Regions from separate parts of the Homo sapiens genome. Here all the other regions are linked to region 2. A link is a loop called in an ENCODE intact Hi-C map of the cell type or tissue named here. Cell type or tissue: dorsolateral prefrontal cortex. All regions are shown on one strand.

Region 1 (8,000 bases), 200 kb after region 2:
AGTTGTTTGAACTTGAGGTCATTCATAATATCTGTAAACTGTGAGGAAACTTTGTGGACAAAAATTGCAGATAATACTCTTCCTTATTATGCATTAAAAATTTGTTAGAAAATTTCTTGGATTTTAAAGGTTTTTACAGACAGGATCTCACCCTGTTGCCCAGGCTGGAGTGCAGTGCTGCAATTACAGCTCACTGCATCCTCAAACTCCTGGGCTCAAGCCATTGTCCAGTTTCAGCCTCCCAAGTAGCTAGGACTACAGGCGCAGGCCACCACATGTAGCTAACTTCACTATGGCATTTGTATAGGGGAGTGTGGCTGGAAGCTTATGATACTGAAAGCCAGTTGCATATCCCTCTGCCATGTCCCCTGTGTCTGTTAGCCTATCTAGCTCCAGTCCTAATGATCTTGGAGACAGGACATGAATTCACAAAGTTAGTTGACTTAAAAACAAAGACTTCTTGAGGAGTTTGAAAGGTTACATAGTTGTAACTATCTTTTTGTGGTGGTTTTTTTTGGTGTGTGGGGGATCAGTGAAATGGATTTAGTAAGGCAGTAAAGTTAAAATTTGCCTTTGTTGGTAAAATGTTATTTATTCACTTTTTTAGCAAAGAAAAAAAGGCAAGTTTTAGAGATAATATTTTAAATTATTGTATTTTGTTTTTCCTGCTCCCCTTCTCAAAAAACCACATGGAATATTCCATTCATTACTGCTCGAGAAAGTCATTACTTTGCAGGCTGCAGTTGCTGAAATGGTTTAGTGGAAGAAATGTTTGCTTGCATATTTTTAGTGATTTTTTTTTTTTTTTTTTTTTTTTTTTTTTTTTTGGTGGTTGTCATTTGAGTATCCAAACTGTAGCTAACGAGGAGAAGCAGATTTAAATTTATATCGGGGGAACCTCTTTGTGGAGCATTTCATCAGATGACTTCCTGTCAACCTCATATCTTGAAAAGAGGGATTAATGAAACAGCATCTGAAGAAGCAGTGGACTCTTGTGGAATAAACCCTGACATCTTCCACAGTGTTTTGTGGGATAATTTCAAGTTCTTCAGATACAGATTACATAAAGAAGATTGTAGGGCACGTGACAGACTCTGGTTTCTTGTATTTTAGATAGTAGAAAAATTGCTACCTCTAAGAATGGATCCTGGAGAGATCTAGTTACAGTTATAACTTCTTCATTTATGGTTTTATCTCACAGCTTTATTTATTTTTATTTACATGTTTTGTTCAACTAGGCAACTTAAAATAGTTTTGCTTTATGTATAAAATATTGTAATGGTAGAGTAATGGATTGCCTGTGCATTGTAACCACAAAGGTAAGATATAATATGCTTTTCTGTATTTCATTGTTAGTGACAGATGTGAGAGACCCTTTGTTCAGTGTCTTTTAAAAATAAGGTGTAACCATTGTTATAGATTTGAAAATAGATGTGTGAATCCATGTGATGCTTAGTTTATATCCTTTAGAAAGGGCGGTATTTTGAAATGTGTTTTAGATAGCCAAAAGCGTGTTGCACAGATGTTTTTTCCCTGAGATTTACAGGAAGCCTTTCTCCCAGCAGCAAGGGTCTGTAAAGTCCTGATTATATTTAAATCTTCTCAGTGTATTCTCAGAGCTACTCTTCTCCCCTTTGTGTCCCAACATGCCATGCTAGTTGAAAGTATAACTCGTTTTGAGAGCATTTTCTGGACTCTTCCATCTATTATAATTATAGTTAATTTTTTGTTTTTTTAGGAAGAGGAAAATAGTCAAGTGCTGATTGTGTTGCCTTTAGAAAGATGTTGATGTGGATTTAAAATGATTAGACTTGTACAAGCACTCCTTGAAAGTACTTGTTTTGAAGTCTGTTTTGCTCATTGTGTTCAAAGTGCAGCATGCTTCACTTAATCTCTAAGTTTGGCTTCTTTTATTTTTGAGCACCAGTTTGCAGACATTGTGTGATGGTGTTATAGATTCAGCGTGCTTACATTTAAAATTCATCCATTGGTTTTTAAAATATGGAATAATTTACCTTTTTTTATTTCTATGCACTTACGATGTCTCATAGTGATTGCTAGACAAACTTGTTGAGATTTTAAAATTACATTCAGTAATAAAAGAGTAGGTAAATTTGTAAATTCTGAAAGTAGAGGCTATTACTCTTTCTGTATAATGAATTATTTTTCATAAGAGGAAAAGCAGGAAAATTGATGGAAATTAGTTTTCTTTTCTTGTTGCTCAGAGTTCTAGTTCAAACAGTAGTTTCTGATCGGATACAGACATGCCCATTATCTGTTTCCATTCCCTGTTTATAAGGAGATGTCTTCTCTGTACCTCTAGGTAAACTGTCTTGTTGAAATATTCTTACTGAATGTTTAAAGGGCACATAATCCTGGAAAACAGGGTCGTTGTTGCTTTTTCCCTCTCTAAATTTTTTTCATGGTTGTCTATGTTGGTTCTCCCCTGTGATTTGCCTTTTATCATTTCATTCATTTTGGTTTTATTTCCAGTATTATAGCAAGGTTATTTGAAATGATCTATCTCCTCTCTCTGCTCCATCTTCCTTGATAGACTTTGAATTTTTTTACATTGACTCTTTTAGCAAAAGAGGGTCTATTTTGCTTAAAAAATTAGATGTAATCATTATCCTAAAGTATTTATAAATTTTTATTATATAACTGTTAAAGCAAAAATAGAGAAGGATGTAGGTTGGAAATTAGAAGCCTAAAACATTGTTTGTAGTTGCTTTTGAAAAAACTAAATTAAAATAATTTGTTCTATTATTAGAAATAAACCCTTTGAACATATTTAACCAATGGCTCTAGCAGGAAGAGCAAAATTCTTGATTTTCTTTTGAACTAAAGGCTGCGGTGTGTACCCCATCCCTTGTTCTTTTCTCCCTTTTCTGGTCTTAGAGAGCTTTGTGATTCTATATGTGTTTTAAAAGTCTGACAGTGTAGTTGATGTAATTTTATCATGTTAATACTAAAACACCTTTCCAAGTGAAATTTTTTTCATCATCCGCCTCCCCTCTCTCCCACTTGTGTAGGCACGGTGAACTAGGTAGGCACGTTGCATCATTGCTACCATGGATACCCTTAAGTACAGGCATGTGGGTTGAGCTAAAGCAATGATGATTAGTTTTTTGGTTGTTCCCCCCCGCCCCCCCATAACTATATGTTCTTCACAATGAAGAATCTGACTTTAAAACGTTTGCAAATGACAAGGTTGTGAGATGTGATGACTAAACCATCACTGCTACTGAACTGCCAAATCTTGGTCTCCATTTACAGTAGTATTAATGCCATTTACTAATTTAAGGCTGTCATAAATAGCTCTGTATTCCTTTTCTGATTAATATGTTTTAAATCCAAGTGTAATGTTTGTTTTGTTTTGCCTTTTAGTGAAAATGAAAATGTACTTCTCTTCGAGTTAAAAAAAATACTCTTCTGGATTTAGATATTTTGTGGGACAAAAAGATGCTAGTGAGCATTTCTAGCATGGCAGCGTTTCTGATTATTGTTCATACACTTATATACATTTTTATGTACTTTAATCAGCTTGGTTACAGTATTTTGTGCTTTTCCACATAATGTCTAAGAGAGATTTATTTTTGTGTTTGTAAGTTCTTGTGTTCTTAGCTAGCTGCTTTGCAAACATGTCCGTTGAGGTGGAGTTAATATTGTTAGAGGCCAGGCAGTGAAGTGTCATTTTTGTCAGGCTCGTAATCACTGTAGGAAAATTAACTCAGAGCATAAAAGGCCCAACAAGAGTGATTTAGGATTATTGTTATATATGGTATATTTTCTTATGTTAGCAATAAAGCACTCTGCTTAAACCGCAGCTGAGGGCATTTCGTGTTCTTTAGCATGGAGGTTTCCCAGCTGTCAAGTAACTTCTGAGAGTAACTTTAGTACCAGAATTTCTTGTAATAGGATCATGTCTTTCTTTAAGTTCAGGTGTTTCATTAAGGCAAGCTGGAGATAGGAATAAAAGGATTATGAAAGAGAAGGAGCTTGAAAGATGCTTTTACCCATACCTGTTTCTGCTTTGTCAGCCTCTTTTTGCTGCCTTTATTTTAGATTTTAGAGTGATGCTTTGCCTTGTCTTCTGAAACAGTTCCCTGAATCTCCTACTTGCCAAAAGTTCATGATTCTTTTGGTGATTCTTTATATGGGTAAAGAAAATGTATGCCCGTGTGTGGGGATGTTTGTCATTCCAGTGGGTGCCCAGCAAATTTGTTTTAACATAACTGATAGAATTTTAGGAATTAAGTCACCAGAGAACTGTTGAATTGTTTTGGTTTATCAGTTTGGGAATTATGAATACAAAATTTGACTCCTTTGGGTAAAACAGCTATCTTTTATTTAAATATTCATATTTATATTAGGGTACTTTCACTTGTAGGTTGTATTAAAATTGTATGTTAGAAGCTTTGAAAGGGGTATTAAATATGTTAAAAGAAAGTCTCAGTACAGGTATTTCAGATTTTTTAGATTTTTTTTAAAAGACTTCAAATTTTTTAAGTTAGGTTTTAATAGTGAATAGAAATGCTGCCCTCTACTGTTGGCTGATTGTTTGACTGCCACGTAAAAATGTTCAGTAACCTGTAATAGAATTTTTTAGTGTAGATCATATTACTGTGTTGAAGTATAATTATGTTAAACGTTTTCCTTATAATTTAGTTAAGTTATAATCAAGTGTTTCCTAATAATGCTAACTACTATTAAATAAGTTCATTACCATTTTGGCTTTTAGAAAAACTTGAGTCCTGGAGAAAGTTTCGTTTAGTCTTAGCTCCTCATTTTATATGGTGAGGTTTTAGTACTTCCTAGATTGATCCCTTATGGTTGTGTGACTGAAAGCTCGTATTGATAACTTATAACCAAACTATAGGTAAAGATACATTTTTCTAAACTAATTATTTTTAGTTTATGCTATGTAAAATGTCTGAACTTCTGAAACTTATGTTTTACATGTAAAAAAATTTGGAATTTAAATCACTATTAAATCTTTGCATGTTTATTAAAATGAGGCACTGCTTTAAAAAGTAGTACTGTTGAGCAAATTTAAACCTCTGATTGATGTTTTTCACCGTGAGTGGAGGGATTAGAAGAGACGGTTTTAAAGATTCCTTTTAGCTTCGCTGAGTGCCTACTGTGTGTGAAGTACTGTAGAAAATAAACACGGAAAACAAAGGCTATTATAGTTCTTCCTTTAGATCAGGAGTTGGCAGACTATGGCCAGTGGGCCAAATTGGGCCACACTCACTCATTTACTTACCTTGTATGGCTGCTTTAGTGCTACAGTGGCAGAATTGGGTAGTTGCAGCAGTGAGCATATGGCCTGCAAAGCTGAAAATACTTACTCTCTAGACTTTTACAGACAATGTTTGCTAACCCCTGCCCCAGATGAACTTCTCATCTAGTGCAGAAGATATATCTAAAAAGAATCATTTTAAACAGATTTTTATAGGACACATAGAATGCCAAATAAAGCTAGCATGTCATTAAAATATGCTTTCTTTATTAGCGCCATTCTTCCTGTTCAGTAGTATCTTAACATCATCTAATAATTCCCAAAGATTCTTGTTTATTGGCCATTTGCAGATATCGTACCTCACAGCCTGGTTATTTTCATCATCATCATTATTTTTTCTGTGTGAACTGCACAAATCTAAGTACGCAGCTTGATGCCTTTTTATAACTGCAATCACTATCCATAGAAAGACACAAAACATTTCCAGTACTCCAGAAAGACTCCCATTAGCTCTTTCCAAGACAGCCCACCCTCCCCAGAGATAATCTTTTTTTTTTTTTTAACTCATATCACTATAGATTAGGTTTGAACGTCATATAAATGGAATCATGCAGTATATATGATTAATTATGGCTTCTTTTACTCAGTATCTGTGTTACTGTGCGTGCTGGTAGCTTGTTCCTTTTTATTGCTGTGTAATATTCCATGGTGGGAATTTGAATTGTTTCTACTTTTTGGTTGTTATGAAGAAAGCTGTGTAAAACATTTTATACAAGTCCTTTTGTGTACATATCCACTAATTTCTCTCAAATATATACCTGGGAGGTAGGATTTTTAATTCACATTGTAGAGCCCTTACCACAAAGTTTTTGTTTAATAGGACAAAGCAGGAGGCAGGAATCAATGACACACTTTCACTTACTTTATAAGTTCACCTAGTCCCCTGCTTCATTACAAAGTGGTGACTTTACATTTTTTCATAAGCACTGTGATTAAGGCAACCTACGTTTTGACTAAATCAAACAGGTTTTATTTCCAATGCCACCTCTTATTGGTGTTGGTGTCTAGAGGTCTTTGCTAAGAATTCTGATAACAAGTTGAAAGTGCTGTGATTGTCTAGTAGTCTTTGCTGTGTTGAGGGATTAGAGATGTGTGGGGGAGGCATGTGACAGAAGAATGGGATCATTTTTATTTAATATATTTGAAAAATTCTTACATATTGAATATAGTGCATTTAAAATTACCTCATTGCTTGAACAGGTCATAGATTTTTTTTTTTGAGACAGAATCTCGCTCTTGTCACCCAGGCTGGAATGCAGTAGCGTGATCTCGGCTCACTGCAACCTCCACCTTCCAGGTTCAAGTGATTCTCCTGCCTCATCCTCCTGAGTAGCTAGGATTACAAGCACGTGCCACCACGCCCGGCTAATTTTTTTTTCTTTGTATTTTTAGTAAACGTGGGGTTTCACCACATTGGCCAGGCTGTCTTGAACTCCTGACCTCAGGAGGTGATCCACCAACCTCTCAAGGTGCTGGGATTACAGGCATGAGCCACCACGCTCAGCCTTTGAATAGGTCATAGATTTCTTAATTTCATTTATTGTATTTTTAACTTTTAGAATGTCTGTTTGCTCTTTTTAGAGTTTCTATTTCTCTTAAATTTGATATTGCATCTAATTTGTACATCTTTTCCTGTGTATTTAAAAATTGCCATTTTAAAGTTCTTTTCTGCTATAATAGTTCTAACATCTGTGGTTCTGCTGTGTGGGTTTTCTTTTGATTGTTTTCCTCTTATGTTATCCTACTTCTTTACATGTCTTAAATTTTTTATTGTGCTCTAAATAACGTATAAAAGAACCATTGAAAGCGAAGCAGTGTTCTTTCCTTTTCAGGAAGCTGCAGTGAGGCTGATAAAATAGGAGTTGAATTTGTTTAGGGTTAGGTTGCTGCTTTAGTTACTTTCACCTGGCTTCTGTTTTCAGCTGTCATGAGGGTGGGAGATGAGTTTTGTGTCTTTCATTGGTTCTTTCCACTAGCATGACTTTAGGGTGTATGAACTGTGAGACTGCAGAAATGTTTCATGGCTTTATAGCCCCATTCTCAGCCTGCTACACTGCTGTACCCTCAGTAAATGCCCCATGAAGGCGATCTAATGTGTGGGGACAAATAACTCTCCATTTTAGGATCCTCCAGATTCTAACTGGTCATGCCAGCCCACGTCATTAAAGGCTCCACTCCTTATACCATCAAAGTCACTCAATCTGTATCAGGTCCATTCCTTTGCCCACCTGAGTCTAGGCTTGTCAGATACACTGTTTAGGTAAGTGTCTGCCTTCTTACAAAAGGCTTCTTTCTTTGGGGTTTAGATTCTTTCCTTCGTGTGCAGAAATTTCCATTTCCTTTTTTTTTTTAATTAAACCTTTAATTTTGGGTTAATTGTAGATACATGTATGTTTGTAAAAAAATAATAATAATGCAGAAATCACATGTGCCTTTAACCCAGTTTCCTCTAGTAGTAACTCTAGCATAGTATCACTAACCAGGATATTGACGTTAATAGAGTCAAACTACAGAACATTTCTGTCACCACAAAGATCACTCGAGGCCTTTTTGTAGCCACACCTACTTTCCTCTCACCCCATCCCCTTCTTAACTCAAAGCAACCACTGATCTGTTCTCTATTTCCATTATTTTGTCATTTCAGCAATTCTATATGAATGGAATAATAAATATATAAACTTTCAGGATTGGCTTTTTT
Region 2 (8,000 bases):
CTGCTAGGAAGAAGAGTGGTTACCAGAGCCCAAATGCAGGCAGGCCAACCCCCTTCAAGGGACCCCCCGCAATGAGAAAAGGGGAACCCATCACAATGGCAGCCGTTCTCCACCTCACCAAGGCCTCTGAGGACAAGCGGGAGAGGAGGGGAGCCTGGTCTAACTGTGAGGAAAGAGCAAAGTACAAATGCTTGCCTTCAACGTGCCATGCTTTCTTTCTCCAGCAGGTGGTCTGGGCGCTGGCGCAGTCACCCGGCAGAGAGTGCTGCTCAGCCTTAGGGTGCCCGTGTGCAGGAGAGACAAAGCTTTTGTGCAGAATCTCAGCCTTAGGGTGCCTGTGTGCAGGAGAGACAAAGCTTTTGTGCAGAATGCCCCACCCTCGGCACTTGACAGGGTGAGTGGAGGGCATGTGGTATTTCAGCCTCCACCCAGCTGCTGAACAGACAGGCACACACTGAACAGCCTCACCCGCCACAGCCTTGCTCTCAAGCGTTCTGCTTTCCTGCATCAGCAGAAATAAGGGGACCAATTTATCATACCTGCTGGGTGCCAGGTACTTTATATATTATCTCCTCTTTTTTTTTTTTTTTTTTTTGAGATGGAGGTTTGCTCTTGTCACCCAGGCTGGAGTGCAATGGCATGATCTCAGCTCACTGCAACCTCCGCCTCCCAGGTTCAAGTGATTCTCCTGCCTCAACCCCCCAGGTAGCTGGGATTACGGGCATGCACCACCACGCCCAGATAATTTTGTATTTTTAGTAGAGACGGGGTTTCTCTATGTTGGTCAGGCTGGTCTCAAACTCCCGACCTCAGGGTTCGACCTCAGGTGATTTGCCTGCCTCGGCCTCCCAAGGTGCTGGGATTACAGGTGTGAGCCACCATGCCTGGCCTATATTATCTCCTTTAATCACCCCAACAACCATGTGAAGTGGGATTTTTATCTCCATTTTACAGATGACGTAACTACGGCTTTGGGATGTTACGCAACGAGTAAGGCCTTGTGAGTCTTCACAGAAAGGGACTGGCCTGGAGGCTCCGAGCGGTCAGCTAGTTCCCGTCACTGTTCTCCCCGGGAAGCTGTGGATGGGCAGTGACCCAGGCAGGGAAAGGGTAAGAATCGCTGCTTGAGGACCCAAGAGGCTTCACCTCCCTCCTCAGACAGGAACCCGGGAAAGGGCTTTGCCCGGGAAGGTCTATGATAGGGATTCTCACAGTGAGACAGGACCAGCATCTCCTGAGACAAACTACTGCTCTTGAATTTGAAAAGAATTCTCAAGTCTGCGTCTCATCTCTAATTCTTTCTACCACTGTGTCTTTTTCCCAGTTGGCATTGGCAGCCACGAAACAGCTTGAGGGGCCAGGCGCGGCGGCTCACGCCTGTAATCCCAGCACTTTGGGAGGCCAAGGTGGGCGGCTCACCTGAGGTTGGGAGTTTGAGACCAGCCTGACCAACATGCAGAAACTCCGTCTCTACTAAAAAAAAAAAAAAAAAAATACAAATTAGCCAGGTGTGGTGGTGCATGCCTGTAATCCCAGCTACTCGGGAGGCTGAGGCAGGAGAATCACTTGAACCCAGGGGGCGAAGGTTGCAGTGAGCCAAGATTGCACCACTGCACTCCAGCCTGGACAACAAGACCGAAACTCCATCTCAAACAAAACGAAACGAAACGAAACAAAACAAAACAAAACAAAAACAGCTTGAGGACCAGATAGGGCATCAAAAGCGGAGAAAGCTGGGGAACTCTGTGTCCTCTGAATCCAGTTCAGATGGAAAGGAAGCCCCAGAGGGAGGACAGGTGGGGGCAGCTGGAAAGACAAGACCAGGCTCCCCTTCTTGGGTGTGGAGGGAGACAGTGGTCGGGACCCCCAGAGAGGGCAGAGCACCGGGCTGGCCGGTGGGGTGGGGTTCCCCGCAGGAGGCCTGTGCCGCCGGCTGTGTGGCCTGCGGAGGAGCCTGCCGAGCCTGCCGAGCCCCGCATCCGGTGGGAAGTAGGAGTCTGGCACTTCCGGCTCGGGCTGCTGCAGCGGTTCCGGGCATCTGCGCTATTAGAATTCTCCCGGCTCGCGGCGGCCGCAGGAATCCAGTCACGTGGTAGACGTGGTGCCTGGGAGCCGGGGTCAGCGAGCGCTCAGTCTGAGAGAAAACGTGTTCCTTCCCCCTGAGACGTGTCCCGTGCCGGGCGATGGCTCGCGGCAAACCTCCGCTCCCACAGGGAAGGAGCCCTGTGAGGCCTGGCCTGGGAGCTCTCGGGAGCGTGGGTGGTGAGCAGGGACACGGGGACACGGGAAAATCACTTCTGCTGCTGATCAGGATGTTGCCAGCCTACCATTTCTGTCGGAGGCTCCTTACTGATACTTCCGCTTCCCTTAGTTCCTTTTCCTCTCTGCCACGATGCTACATTCTCTGCAAGCAGGCTCCGACCTGGTTCCCGGATAACCTCAGAACTACAGCCTCATGACATCACTTCTCTATTGCCCTGTCCCCTTTGCTAAGAATTGGCGATACATTCAGAGGGCAAAAGCTTGCCTTTGAATTTGCTGAGTAAAAACCAAGGCTTTGTTACCTCTGGGTCTAGGGGATTGAAGAAGGACCCGATTTCCCTCTCCTCCCTCCCTCCCCCTTCCTGCAAGCCTCTCGATGAGAATGTATTTCCTAGTCACCTACGCTCACACCTATTTTGTAAATCTTCTAGATACTCTCCCTCCAGCCCACTCAGCCCCACTCTGCCAGAGGAGATACTGGACCCCAGGTCTTCCCCAATTTCAGCCTCCCCCAACCCGGCTTTTTATTCCTGAGGACCTCCCTCCACACCCAAGAAGCTATTTCCTGAAGGGGTCTCATTCCCTCCTGTTATTTTTCAGTTTGTTCTGTGCTGCTGCTTTTGGTCCTTCCTAACAGAAACCCTCATTCCTGTGGAAGACGTCCTGTCAGGAATAACCCCTTTGCTACGTGGTGGACACTAGCGTCCTGTCAGAAATTCACGCTCTCCTATCAGCAACCTGTTTTCTTGTCAGAAATCATTGTTGTCAGAAATCAGAAATCACTCTTTCTTTCTTTTTCTTTCTTTCTCTCTCTCTCTTTCTTTCTTCTTTTTGAGGTGGCGTCTCACTCTGTCTCCCAGACTGGAGTGCAGTGGCGCGATCTTGGCTCACTGCAAGCTCCGCCTCCCAGATTCAAGCGATTCTCCTGCCTCAGCCTCCGAGTAGCTGGGACTACAGGCACGCACCATCACACCCGGCTAATTTTTGTATTTTTAGTAGACACGGGGTTTCACCATGTCCGCCAGGATGGTCTCGAACTACTGACCTCAAGTGATCCACCCGCCTCAGCCTCCCAAAGTGCTAGGATTACAGGCATGAGCCACTGTGCCTGGCTGAGAAATCACTACTTTGCTTTTAGAAATCACCGTCCTGAGAAAAATCAGTTTCTTTCAGAAATCCTTGTTTTCTTGTCAGAGCTCCATGCATAGCCCACTGGAGGCCAACATTTTCCATCAGACATCCCTGTTTTCCTGTCATAAACCACTACTCTCCTGTCAGAAATCCCTGGTCTCCTGTCAGAAGTCCCTGGTCTCCTGTCAGAAGTCCCTGGTCTCCTGTCAGAAATCCCTGGTCTCCTGTCAGAAGTCCCTGGTCTCCTGTCAGAAATCCCTGGTCTCCTGTCAGAAGTTCCTGGTCTCCTGTCAGAAATCCCTGGTCTCCTGTCAGAAGTCCCTGGTCTCCTGTCAGAAGTCCCTGGTCTCCTGTCAGAAGTTCCTGGTCTCCTGTCAGAAATCCCTGGTCTCCTGTCAGAAATTCCTGGTAGGAGCTTCCAGTCAGAAGTCATTACTTTCCCGTAGGGAATCACTGGTCCTTGCCTGATCCTTCTTTCCCCAGAATATTCAGAGTTGCTCGTCATCCTTTGACTTTGGTAGTTTTCTTGTGACTTTCTTGCTGGGAGAGGAGAAGGGCACTGCCGGCTGTTCACACCTGTTTTGCCACATCTGTGGAAGCTCAGTGCTGGCTCCAGAAGCAGCCTGGGGCACTGGACACAGCACAGGGGGTGTCCACAGCCTCATATGCCCCTCCTGGGTGATGATAGACAAGTCATTTCTGCCTGCTGGACCTTTTCCCCATCTTTTTGTTGGGGGTGATAATATCGCCTACTCTGCCTGCTTCATAGCGTCATTTAATTTAGATCAATGACACTTCTGACTTCCAAAAAGTTGCTACTTTGTTTGAGACAGAAATCTCTTTTCCTGTCATTTTTACTCACTGTTGCTCCATAGGGCAAATCTAATACTTCTTCCATACCACAACCCTTCAACCCTGCCCCTAAATCTCCTCTTACCTGCAAAAAATGCCTCCTGTTCTCTAATGCCCAGATTCAACCAGCTCATTCCTTGTGTTGTGTGACTGGCTTCCAGGTCTGTTGCCAGCCTGCTCCCCCGACTCCACCCCTGGTCCCACCTTGTTTGAGTTTGTCTAGGTCTTTCTTGGAGTGTGCTGTGATCAGCTCAGGGGACAGCAAGAGTGTCACCTCCCTCCTTCTACAGCAGATGGCATGGTCAGGTTGCATGAGCTTTTACACTGCAGATTGAATGTGCCATTTACCATGTAGAATCTTCCCAGGCAGAAGCTCCATTTATTCGTTTTTATTTTTCTATTAGAGGTTTGTAATTTTCTTTGAATGCATTCTTCATGTCCTTTTACGTGAATTGCAAAATACTTAATGATTTGGATTCTTCAGGGAATGAGCTCTCTCTATTGCATTTCCTTCTAGTCTTCATCACTGGACTCTAGAAACGGTGTATTGATTTAATTTTTTTCTTATAATCTGAAACGTTGCTGAACTGATTTGCCATTTCTAAGTAGTTTTCCTGGAACACTCTGTACTGTCTTGGGGTGCTTACCCATTCTGTCTTGTGATGGAGACAGCTTTATGGCAGGCTGTGTCACGTGCTCTGCCATTTTCTCCTTGGAACCACTCCAAATGGGTGCCAACGCCTCTAGGCAGGAGCTGTGCTGGACATCAGAGTTCAAGGAAATGGGGATGGCATTGTTTTATTATTATTATTTTGAGACAGAGTCTCGCTCTGTCGCCCAGGCTGGAGTGCAATGGTGTGATCTCAGCTCACTACAACCTCCGCCTCCCAGGTTCAAGCGATTCTCCTGCCTCAGCCTCCTGAGTAGCTGGGACTACAGGCACCCACCACCATGCCTGACTAATTTTTTGTATTTTTAGTAGAGACGGGGTTTCACCATGTTGGCCAGGCTGGTCTCGAACTCCTGACCTCAGGTGATCCACCCGCCTCGGCCTCCCACAGCGCTGGGATTACAGGCGGAGCCAACAAGCCCGGCCTGGAAATGGGGATGGCATTATGAACAGGGTAATCTTTTGTTAATTCTGATTTCCATTTTTTGAAGTAAATCATTCTAATAACTTTGGTAATTCAGCTATTAATAGCAACACATTGCTTACCACATACTTCACAAGTGAACAGTGATCACACCGAAGTTGAAAACACTTGGCCTGTTGATTAAACAGGGTTTTCACTGGATTACACACTTTAAAACGGTGAATTTTAAGGTATGTGAATGAGTCCTTCCCCTGCTCAATGACAACAACAGGAAAAATTTTAAAAATAGGCTTTGGAGACAACTAGTTTATGTCCCAGCTTTGCCCTTAACAGGCCGTCTGGCCTTTAGGCAATTATGGTCCAGTCCTTGATTTCTCTGAATTTCCACTTCATCCTATGTAGAATGGGATTATGAATTGCCCTTCTTTCATTCCACTGATAAAAGAAACTCTCCACCCCCACCCTAGAGAGCGGCTGATCAAAATATCCCAATTCTCCTAGACACAATAATTGATGAAGACACGCTCACAAGACCCAAAGATGCTCAGTCAAGATTCGTGAGGAGGGGAAATGTGGATGCTGGGTCAAAATAGGGCTCTCTCCTTCTAAAATCATAAGACATAGCCTGGGGAGCGGTGGCTCACGCCTGTAATCCCAGCACTTTGGGAGGCTGAGGCGGGCGGATCATGAGGTCAGGAGATCAAGACCATCCTGGCCAACATGGTGAAACCCTGTCCTACTAAAATACAAAAAATTGCCAGGCGCAGTGGCTCACGCCTGTAATCCCAACACTTTGGGAGGCCGAGGCAGGCGTAACCTGAGGTCGGGAGTTTGAGACCAGCCTGACCAACATGGAGAAACCCCATCTTTACTAAAAATACGAAACTAGCCGGGTGTGGTGGCGCGTGCCTGTAATCCCAGCTACTCGGGAGGCTGAGGCAGGAGAATCGCTTGAACCTGGGAGGCGGAGGTTGCAGTGAGCCAAGATCACACCATTGTACTCCAGCCTGGGCAAGAAGAGTGAAACTCTGTCTCAAAAACAACAACAACAAACACAAAAAATTAGCTGGGCGTGGTGGTGTGTGCCTGTAGTCCCAGCTACTTGGGAGGCTGAGGCAGGGGAATCTCTTGAACCCAGGAGGTGGATGTTGCAGTGAGTGGAGATCGCACCACTCCACTCCAGCCTGGCGACAGAGAGAGACTCCATCAGAAAAAAAAAAAAAAAAAAAAAAAAAAGGCCGGGCGCAGTGGCTCACACCTGTAATCCCAGCACTTTGGGAGGCTGAGGTGGGCGAATCGCCTGAGGTCAGGAGTTCAAGCCCAGCCTGGCCAACATAGTGAAACCTGTCTTTACTAAAAATACAAAAATTAGCCGGGCATGGTGGTGGGCACCTGTAATCCCAATTACTCAGGAAGCTGAAGCAGGAGAATTGCTTGAACCTGGGAGGCGGAGGTTGCAGTGAGCCGAGATTGCACCACTGCACTGCAGCCTGGGTGACAGAGCGAGACTCTGTCATAAGATGTAAAGTTCATGAAATCCAGAGCTACTGGGGGTCATCTTTCCCAATATACGAGAGAACATACTGGAGAGTGACGCTAACATAGTGGAAATGAAGGGAGACAGAGAGGTTTCTGACGTTACCTGAGCCCGTGGAGCCAGCCTGGGCGGAAACCGGACAACTCCTGATGTTTTCATTCATGTGCACCAGTAATTCCTTTTTTTCTTAAGCTTGTTTGAGTTGGGTTTCTGTCATGAGCAACCCAAAGAGGCTTAATACAGAAATATATTGTATCAGGCTGTTGTGAGAATTACTCGTGGTAATACCTATAAGGCGTATAAGCAGGGACTAAATAAGCAGGGACAAAAAATGGAAACTTACTATTATTATTGATAGCATTATGCAATGGATAGGAACAACTTTGTATATGCTTAATCTTATTACCCTGTAGTAACAAAGATAGTACTAACTGAGTACCATATAAAGTAGAATCTCAATAAACATATCCTTATAGACAAACTGATATCTCTTTACCTTAGTATAGAATTTAAACATGAATTAATCTGAATTTCTCCTGCCTTTTACTCTTAGGAGATAGAGATGAATCTACAAAATGGAAAAAGTGTTGAACTTGGGAGTCAAGAGACCAGGATTCTAGTTCTGATGATGCCCTTCACATACCGAATGCCCTGGGGAAGCCGCTTCCCTTCTCTCAGCCTTGGGTTCTCCATGTGTCAAATTAGGCTGTGGAAAAAGGTATCAAGAGATACTTTTAATGGTCCATGATTTCTGGGGATTAAAATAAATTCAATCTCATACCCCTTTTGCATCCTGCCCACAGCCTCCCACAGTGACACATGATCAGGGAGAGTCAGGGTGCTTGCAAATGGCCATTTGCGTGACGTTTTATGCTCATGGGAAGATGCAAGGAAGTCAGTACTCTTCACTTGCTAATGTAAAAATGTTACTGAATACATCTTAGAATGACTTTTAAAGACAAGGCCTGAAATATAATTTCGTATCAGAAAAAAATGAATTGAAATGAATATTTTTCATTCATCAGGCATTCATTTAGGGCTTTCTAGGTACATCCTGTGCCCAGTACTAGAACAAAGGGACTAAGGCTCTGTTCCTGAGGTCAAGGAGAGCCTTGTCTTGCAAG
Region 3 (8,000 bases), 230 kb after region 2:
GCAGTTTTAGGTATGGTAAATTTTGACCCAAAATGTATACGTTGAACTCATTCATTCAGTTTACTAAAAAAACAGACAAGAAACACTGGTTAATTCCTAGTAATCATTAAAATGATCATAGCACAATATTATCATAGTTGAATATATTACATGTTTATTGTGTAACCAACTGAATAAGGCAGACTGTATTAAGAGCACAGGCTAAGTGGACATGCTTGAACTTTGCCTGACATTTTGTTCTATTAGACATGTGCCAAATAATGTGCTTGCTTATATAGTTTTAGGGGAGCAGACATGTCTGCACAGAACTGAATTTTATTAAGACTCAGCGTGTACAACCTACATGATCAATGAGACAAATCCTCCATGTGCACAAAAATTGGAGAAGTTGTATTTTGAGATTGACACAAAATGAGTTTACTTGGTAGTATGGATAAATAAATTGTTATAGATAAACACCAGTATTAAAACTTGTTACACATTTGTGCTTCCAGGTTTTTAAAATTAAAATTTGTAAATTTGAAAATGAAAGTTTTAAAATGAAAGAACATTGGTGACACCTCTGAGGCACTGCAGTGAAAAAGGCTGAGAACCACAGCTTAACAACTATGGCTCTGACTTAGTAAATGTATTTTTAAATATAAAGGCTTCTAAGGAGCACAGTTTACTTTTTCTTGCCCTAGTTACAGTTGACATTTGACTTTTCATTTAAGTTCCACAAGTCATGTGATTTGCAGTTATTTACCTGTCAGGGTAATTAGATTGGAGAACCAGCTATTTCCTTTACTGTTTTAGAAATGTAACCTAGTTTTTTCTCTCTCTCACCCCTTATACAATTACATAAGTAGGAATGGAACAGAATAGAGAATTGTGTAGGAAATTGGAATTAAAAGTGTTCTTGAGCAGGTTTGGAATTAGAGTTATGGTTGGTGGTAAGGGAATTTTTGTCTTTTGGCACGCTGTTTCTGGTGTATAGCAAAATATAGTATACTTTTCCACAAACAGCTTTGCTTACTAAGCATACAGAGACCAGGCTGTTGAGTACAAATATATGAATTGATAATTTTAGTTTTGTAAAATTGTTCTTGTTTTTGTTTTTTGTTTTTTTGGTTTTTTTTTGAGATGGAGTCTCACTCTGTCGCCCAGGCTGGAGTGCAGTGGCGCAATCTCGGTTCACTGCAACTTCCATCTCCCAGTTTCAAGCTATTCTCCTGCCCCAGTCCCCCAAGTAGCTGGGACTACAGGTGCGTACCACCACGCCTGGCTAATTTTTTTGTGTTTTTACTAGAGACAGGGTTTCACCATGTTGGCCAGGCTGGTCTCGAACTCCTGACCCTCAGATGATCCACCCACCTCGGCCACCTGAAGTGCTGGGATTACAGGCAGTTTTGTAAAAGTTGACAGTCTTCATTAGCAATTATATTTCTTAACTGCAATATAGATGTAGTACTTAGAACAACCCAAATAATAGTGGAAGAAAGAAAAGATAATTACATAGATGAAGCAGTAAATATTCCTTTGTGTGTTATTTAGTATTTTACTGGCATTTGTTAATTCAGCTTTTGAGTTTCAATAAATACTGTCCATTTAAATTATAGCGAAGGTACTGCATAAGATGTAACATCTGTGTGCAAGATTTTAAATATAAAATACTGTAAGAATGACATTTTCACAGTATTTTATTTGTTGCTTTGAATGTAATTAGTTAATGATAGCTTTTCTGCCAAAGGGTTGATTAAAAAGCCAAAGCACAGAAAATAATATTTGAAAGAGTGGATAAATCAGTGATATGTCGGTGAGTTAAACTGCTTGACTTTCTGCTTTTAAACTTTCCATATGGTATAGATATACATCAAAATTGGTTCAGTAATGTTTTTCCAGATTTTAAGTGATTTTGATGTATTAGAAAATACTGAACTTTTTTTACTGTCCAAGTTTAATTTGTAATTATTCTACTTAACTTTGCCAGATGATTGATTTTTGTTGTTGTTGCTTGAATTGTTTATAGAGAGGAATCAAACTACAAAATGTGATAATTGAGGTACTCTTTTTACCATTAAAACTATATTTTAAATCAGACTACAGTGTTTAGTGGTGTAGTAAGAAAGCATCACATATGACAAGCTCTGGGCTCATCTCTTATTGAACCGTGTAATGAATCCCTTGCTGCAACATCTTTGCCCCTCCCCCAAAGCAGCCAGCATATATTTGAGCATAGTGGCTCTGCTCGAGTTGTATCTTATTCTCATGGAGGAGATAGCAGAGCTTGTACTGCAGCAAGTGGAGCTCTGTGGTGAATCCGATGCTGGATTACATTTTAAGGATATTAGCAAGGCCCTGACAAAGTGGTGCTAAATGAGCACTTTCATTCTGGTAATTTGACTATAATTTTAGTGAAGCAGTTTTATTATGCAGGAAAAAGAAACAGCATTTTAATTCCAATCATAGTATACCGACCTGATCTCTGCTGTGGGGGTGGAAACAATGAAGAATGCAACATTTTAATACAATTTTTTTTAAAAAGAATGCTTTGGATCTAGATTAAATGTTCAAGACAGTCAGCAAACAACATGCACAAAGGCATTTTTCTGGAATTTCAGTCTTGGATCGATTTAAATGCTCAGGGTCTGAAAAAATGTCTCCTAGCATCAAAAACTTGGATTGCTTTTCTCCGATGTTATGCCACTGTAAAGTAGCATGCTCCAACAGCACAATATCCTTAATGTTTGGATGTAAGGTGGGTTTGAATAATACTTCCTTAAAAAGCTTGGTTTTAAAATCCAATAGTATTTCAGCAAAGAAATGTAATTTAGGTTAGATGGTTTGATTGACTTTAATTCATGTAATAGATTCCTGTCCTTTGTGTGTCTGACATGAGTAAAGAATTGGTCTGTGCACAGTTAAGATATAGTAGAAAAGGATCTGATTTTTATGAAAGCTGCATGTAAAATGTCATTTTCCATTAATGAGGATTAATTATTGACTTGGTTTTTATGTGTTGCTACTGTGGAGAATTAAGTGTACAGGAAACACCATTGATACGCAGGACTGGAGATGGTTTCTGACATCACTTTGATGGAAGAAACTGCTTGTGGCAGTTTTAATATTTAAACTAATGCCATAGACTTTGATTTTGATACTAAATTGTGTTGCTATTTAGATTGTATAGAGGAAAGAAAGCTTTTGAACAAAATAAACACCAAAAGAACCATGACTTTACTACTCATTTCCTATAAATGAAACTGGTTAATTTAGTAATGTGTTCTATATAAATAAAATGAATGTAGTTTGCCTTAAAGATGGTTATTCTTATATAAAATATTAGATGGAACAAAGAGCGGGTGCATTTTTACCTGATTTCTGCAATCAAAAACAACATATGCTGAGGCAGGTAGATCATGAGGTCAGGAGATCGAGACCGTCCTGGTTAACACGGTGAAACCCCGTCTCTACTAAAAAGTACAAAAAAATTAGCTGGGTGCGGTGGCGGGTGCCTGTAGTCCCAGCTACTTGGGGGGCTGAGGCAGGAGAATGGCGTGAACCCAGGAGGCGGAGCTTGCAGTGAGCCAAGATCGCGCCACTGCACTCCGGCCTGGGCCACAGAGCGAGACTCCATCTCAACAACAGCAACAATAAAAACAACATGTGGTTTAAAGCTATTTGTAGGAAGAGAGCCCTCTAACGTAGTATTTGGGGGAATAATTACTTATTTTGAGGTATTGTTTTGAATCGAACTTTTTTTTCTTTTTAGTTTTTGTATGACTGAAACTTTTCAATTGCTGATGTGAAGAGGTCTCAAATTGCTAGCTGATTAAATTAGGCTGAAAGGTTGTTAAAGAATATATTGCTTTTCTGGTCACCCAAGCATTTTTCCCTCTTTACATTAAGTTCTTTGTTTTGTCAGAGAATTCTTATTTTCCTACTGAGATTTCAGAAATTTTCTGAAATAGGAAATGGAAATGATTGCACAAGAAAAAGTATGCTGCTGATAGAAACAGATTTTTAACAAATTTAACATTCGTATTGGTTGTTAAACTATGAGCCAGTAAAAAATTCATATGCATTGTTTAAATAGCTAAGGCTACATTTTTTTCCCCTAGGTGTTAAGCCTGTTTTTTCATGTGGTATGTACAACAGAGTGTTTTAGGAAAAGGATTTTAAATTTTTTAAGGAATATTTTTATAAAGCTAATCACTGTAAAAAATGTTCCTCCTTATATGTAGGTAAATTAAACATCTTATGTATATAAGATGTTTCAAAATACTATTATTATAAAAGGTTTTAAGAAGTAACATGGCATTGCTCATGACTAGTCTGATAGTCTTGGTGGACTTTAAAGTCCTCCCCTATCCTCCACTCCTTTAAACCACTTTGGATGCTGTTAAATTCATTGCACAGCACCACTTGAGGTTCTTGGTTGCCCTCTGGTGGGAAAATGAAGAAAATATTGTATTGAAAATGTCACATAACTTGGTAATTAAAGATAGTTAAAAGGGCATCTAAGTTATATGTTTACAATTTAGGAAATCATTAGATACTTTAATTTAGGAAATAAAAAGAAGTGGGTTATTTTGGGGCTTAACCATTTGTGGATAGAGTTTTTAAAAATTGTTTTCCAAAATGTTTGAATTTTATGGCAGGTAGTACTGACAAGAGACGTGTAGAAATATAGTTTCTAAGACTACAGCATCCTAGTCACATTTTTCATTAGTGTATTTTGATAGATGCAAAATTTATTAAGGCTTTGTGGTGAAACTGACAAGTAAATTAATTAAAAATTTTAATATGTGATTAAAGAAGAATACACATTGGGAATTATACCAGAATTATCCCACAACTTCTAGTTAAAACATTTCAGAAATGGCTTGAGACAATAAGGGTAAACACATCTTTCTTTCCAGTGTATAAACTAATACCAGTATTGCCTGTGCAAAAAGTTTATTTTCTAACAGTACTTCTAATGTCAATTAATAACTGTTTACTTCCTTAATTTGTATGTAAACAACAAGTAATCTTACTATGTAAATTCCAAATCACATTTAAAACTAAGCTGAATATTTTCATTTATGGCAATGAGCTTTTGAAAAGGAATAAAAACACCACCTTGTTTGTTGGAAATTAAGTATCTTTAAAAAGTCAGTTTTCTATGGGACTAGAGTTTACCTCTTAACCATTCTGTTCTTTATGAGACATTTATCCAAGAAGGTTACAGTAATAGATTATCATGAAGAAGCAATATGTTTACTATAGAATCTTGGAAGTCCCCATGTGTGTCAGAGTGAGAGTGTGCATGCGTGTGTATAATTGGAGCAGTATCAGCAAAACATGAGTTAATTTCTGGTGTCAGTCTCTGTGGAAAGAAGCCTGTTTAATCTCTCATGTCTCGCGTTAGAACTCAGAGAAAGGACCTTTGGGAATGTGAGGAGAATGCAGAGGACATTCAAGTTCTTAATGTAGAGACTATGAAGCTGTTTAGGAGGCAGTTCTTTAGGGGTGGATGTGAACAGAAATTAGCAAAATCATAGTGCCTCTGAAGGTATGCCAACTCTGTAGTGTAGAATTAGCTATTTCAAAATAGTAGGCACAGTGAGGCCGGAGCCTAAGGTCCCTAGGAGGAAATGAGGTATGTGACGATCAGAAACTTATATTTTGTGAAGCTAGTTAAAGTTGTTTGTTTTTTTGTAGTATCAAGCTCTTGAAAGTTCTTGCCTTTACTAACTGCCCTAAGAGAAGCCGTCAGAATGCTTTTTGTAATAAAGCATTAAAGTATGTTTGGTGACAGCAGTAATTGAAGTGAGAGAATCCCAGAGGGAAGGCAGAACACCCAGTATAAAGTCAGGAGTGTTTTTTTGGGTGTCTTCTCTCTGCAGGGAAATAGTGTAAGGTGTTAAAGCCTTGGCGATTCTATTTTATTGGAAAAGGTACTGTTCCCACTTAGCTGTGTTTCTTGGCCAGGGATACAAGTAGCTTCAGGGACTTGTTCGTATCTCCTTGCTATGTTGCTTCATATTCTTAATGATTTGTTTTTTGCTGTTAAGAGATAATTGGGTGGAAAACGAGAAGACCTATCTTACAATTACATCATTTTCCCCACTACCCACCCCACTTCTCCCTGGGTGAAATATGCTTAAGATATTTGCAAATAATAAATACTAAACTAACAATGACTTTAAACAAATGGACCCCTATTTTTTCCTCATTATAGTCAGCTTGGAAATATGCAGCTGCTACAGCTGTGGACATCTTTTTTCTTGGGCTTTGCTTCATTGAAAGATGTCTGTTGCAGCTCTAGTCATAAAGACGGGGAAAGGGTGGAAAGGGGAAAGGAGTGTGGTTTATGAAGCTAGTAGATGTCTGCGTATATTTCATTGATTAAAACTGTGTCACACGGACTCTCCTAGTAGTAAGGGAGAGTTGGAAACCTAACTGCAGTCAGCTGTTCGTATCCATGGTTCTGCATCTGTGGATTCAACCGACTGTGGATCAGAATTCGGGGGAAAAATTGTGTTTGTACTGAACGTATACAGACATTTTTTCTTGTCATTTTTCCCTGAGCAATACATTATAACAACTATTTACATAGCATTAACATTGTACTAGGCAATGTAAGTACTCTAGAGATGATTTAAAGTATATGGGAGGATGTACATAGGTTATGTGCAAATACTACATACACCACTTTATATCAGGGGACTTGAGTATCTTCAGATTTTGGTCTCTTTGGGAGGTCCTGGAACGTGTCCCCCACAGATACCAAAGGATGACTGTACAGTATTTAGCTTTTATAGCCTCTATATTAAACAAAAGCAGGGAAAACAGATTGTAGTGTTGGGCAAAGCAATCTACAGTGTCTGACCTAATGCATACAGGCAGTATTTTTACTGAAGTCGGATTAATTTTAGAACTTGTCAAGTAATGTGTCTGTTTAGCTGAGATAAAGCAGAAAAGTGCAACTGAGGCTCTCTCTTCACACATCTAGTTGGTAAAATGTCTACATAAAGGTTGAAACATAGCTTTATTGAGTGTTTGCTTCCTGTTATGTTTCTTTTTTTTTTTTCCTTTTCTTTTTGAGATGGAGTCTCACTCTGTCACCCAGGCTGGAGTGCAGTGGTGCAGCCTCGGCTCGGTTCACTGCAACCTCCACCTCCCGGATTCAAGTGATTTTCCCACGTCAGCCTCCCGAGTAGCTGGGATTACAGGCGCCCGCCACCACACTCGGCTCATTTTTTGTATGTTTAGTAGAGATGGGGTTTCAATCAAGTTGGCCAGGCTGGTCTCGAACTCCTGACCTCAGGTGATCCACCCGCCTTGTTCTCTCAAAGTGCTGGGATTACAGGCGTGAGCCACCACGCCCGGTCCCTGTTATGTTTCTTTATCCTTCTCACTTCTTTGTTCCAGCCTTCAGAAGCAAAAGTAAATATTGCAAAAGAGCTACCATTACACTCAAGTAAAAGGAGTATGCCCCTTTGCTTTTAGGGTATGGTATGTGGTATGTAAGGTTTCCTTGAAACAGTTCACTGAGCACTAATAGGTAACTTAAGATATTCTTATTTAAGAATACTGTTTCAAAAAGATTTCAAATTGAAAAATACTGTGTAATAAATAATGATCAATAGCAGTTTGCTTGTTAGAATTGGATTAGAATAATTTTTAACAGTAATTAAGGTTAAATGCCTTTTGATATTAAAAGCACAGCCCTCCTCTAGTATCTTCCTTCTTCTAAGATGAAATGTACTTTCTCATTTCTGTGCTACCAAACCTTTACATTGAGCCAGTATCTTTAGGGTACTGTTCTATTTTAAAGTCCCTTTTTATTGACTTCATGGTTTCTCCAAAGGAAAAACAGTATTCTTCAGTGACTATGGGACTCTAGCTAGTTCCTCAGTCTTTCAGGATGGTGTATTAAACTCCTTTCTTTTTCTGCTGGATAGGTGGGGTACAAAGAAAAAAGTCCAAAAACTCCTTTCTTAAACTGAATGAATTAAATAATTTTTTCATAT

The links. A loop is a pair of places that touch in the nucleus more often than their neighbours do. Peaks named below come from ENCODE experiments on the same cell type or tissue, not always from the same donor. Only the 100,000 strongest peaks of a DNase experiment are listed, where the experiment ranks them.
Region 1: it touches region 2 in a loop (8-fold over the local background); 55 of 110 quality-filtered maps call a loop at or near these places.
Region 3: a loop joins it to region 2, with 2.5 times the contacts of the local background. A loop is called at or near these places in 22 of 110 quality-filtered maps.

Annotation. Positions count from the first base shown.
Region 1 is chr3:197,253,578-197,261,577 of GRCh38, reverse strand. All of the region lies in intron 4 of DLG1 (discs large MAGUK scaffold protein 1), which reads left to right. Among named protein-coding and RNA genes, the nearest start is that of MIR4797, 36 kb to the left of the region's middle. In dorsolateral prefrontal cortex, CTCF peaks have their summits at 4,349 and 4,548 (motif pointing left); no DNase peak of the experiment used is centred here; H3K4me3 peaks cover 3,635 bases; H3K27ac peaks cover 6,659 bases.
Region 2 is chr3:197,450,738-197,458,737 of GRCh38, reverse strand. LOC105374308 (a long non-coding RNA gene) reads left to right here and starts at 450. Exons shown (of 5, transcript NR_189108.1): 1 at 450-553; 2 at 955-1,110. In dorsolateral prefrontal cortex, CTCF peaks have their summits at 2,040 and 4,551; a DNase peak (open chromatin) is centred at 2,057; H3K4me3 peaks cover 1,488 bases; H3K27ac peaks cover 1,409 bases.
Region 3 is chr3:197,220,594-197,228,593 of GRCh38, reverse strand. The region is part of intron 4 of DLG1 (discs large MAGUK scaffold protein 1); the gene reads left to right. Among named protein-coding and RNA genes, the nearest start is that of MIR4797, 69 kb to the left of the region's middle. In dorsolateral prefrontal cortex, CTCF peaks have their summits at 4,213 and 4,413 (motif pointing left); a DNase peak (open chromatin) is centred at 2,198; H3K4me3 peaks cover 1,333 bases; H3K27ac peaks cover 4,069 bases.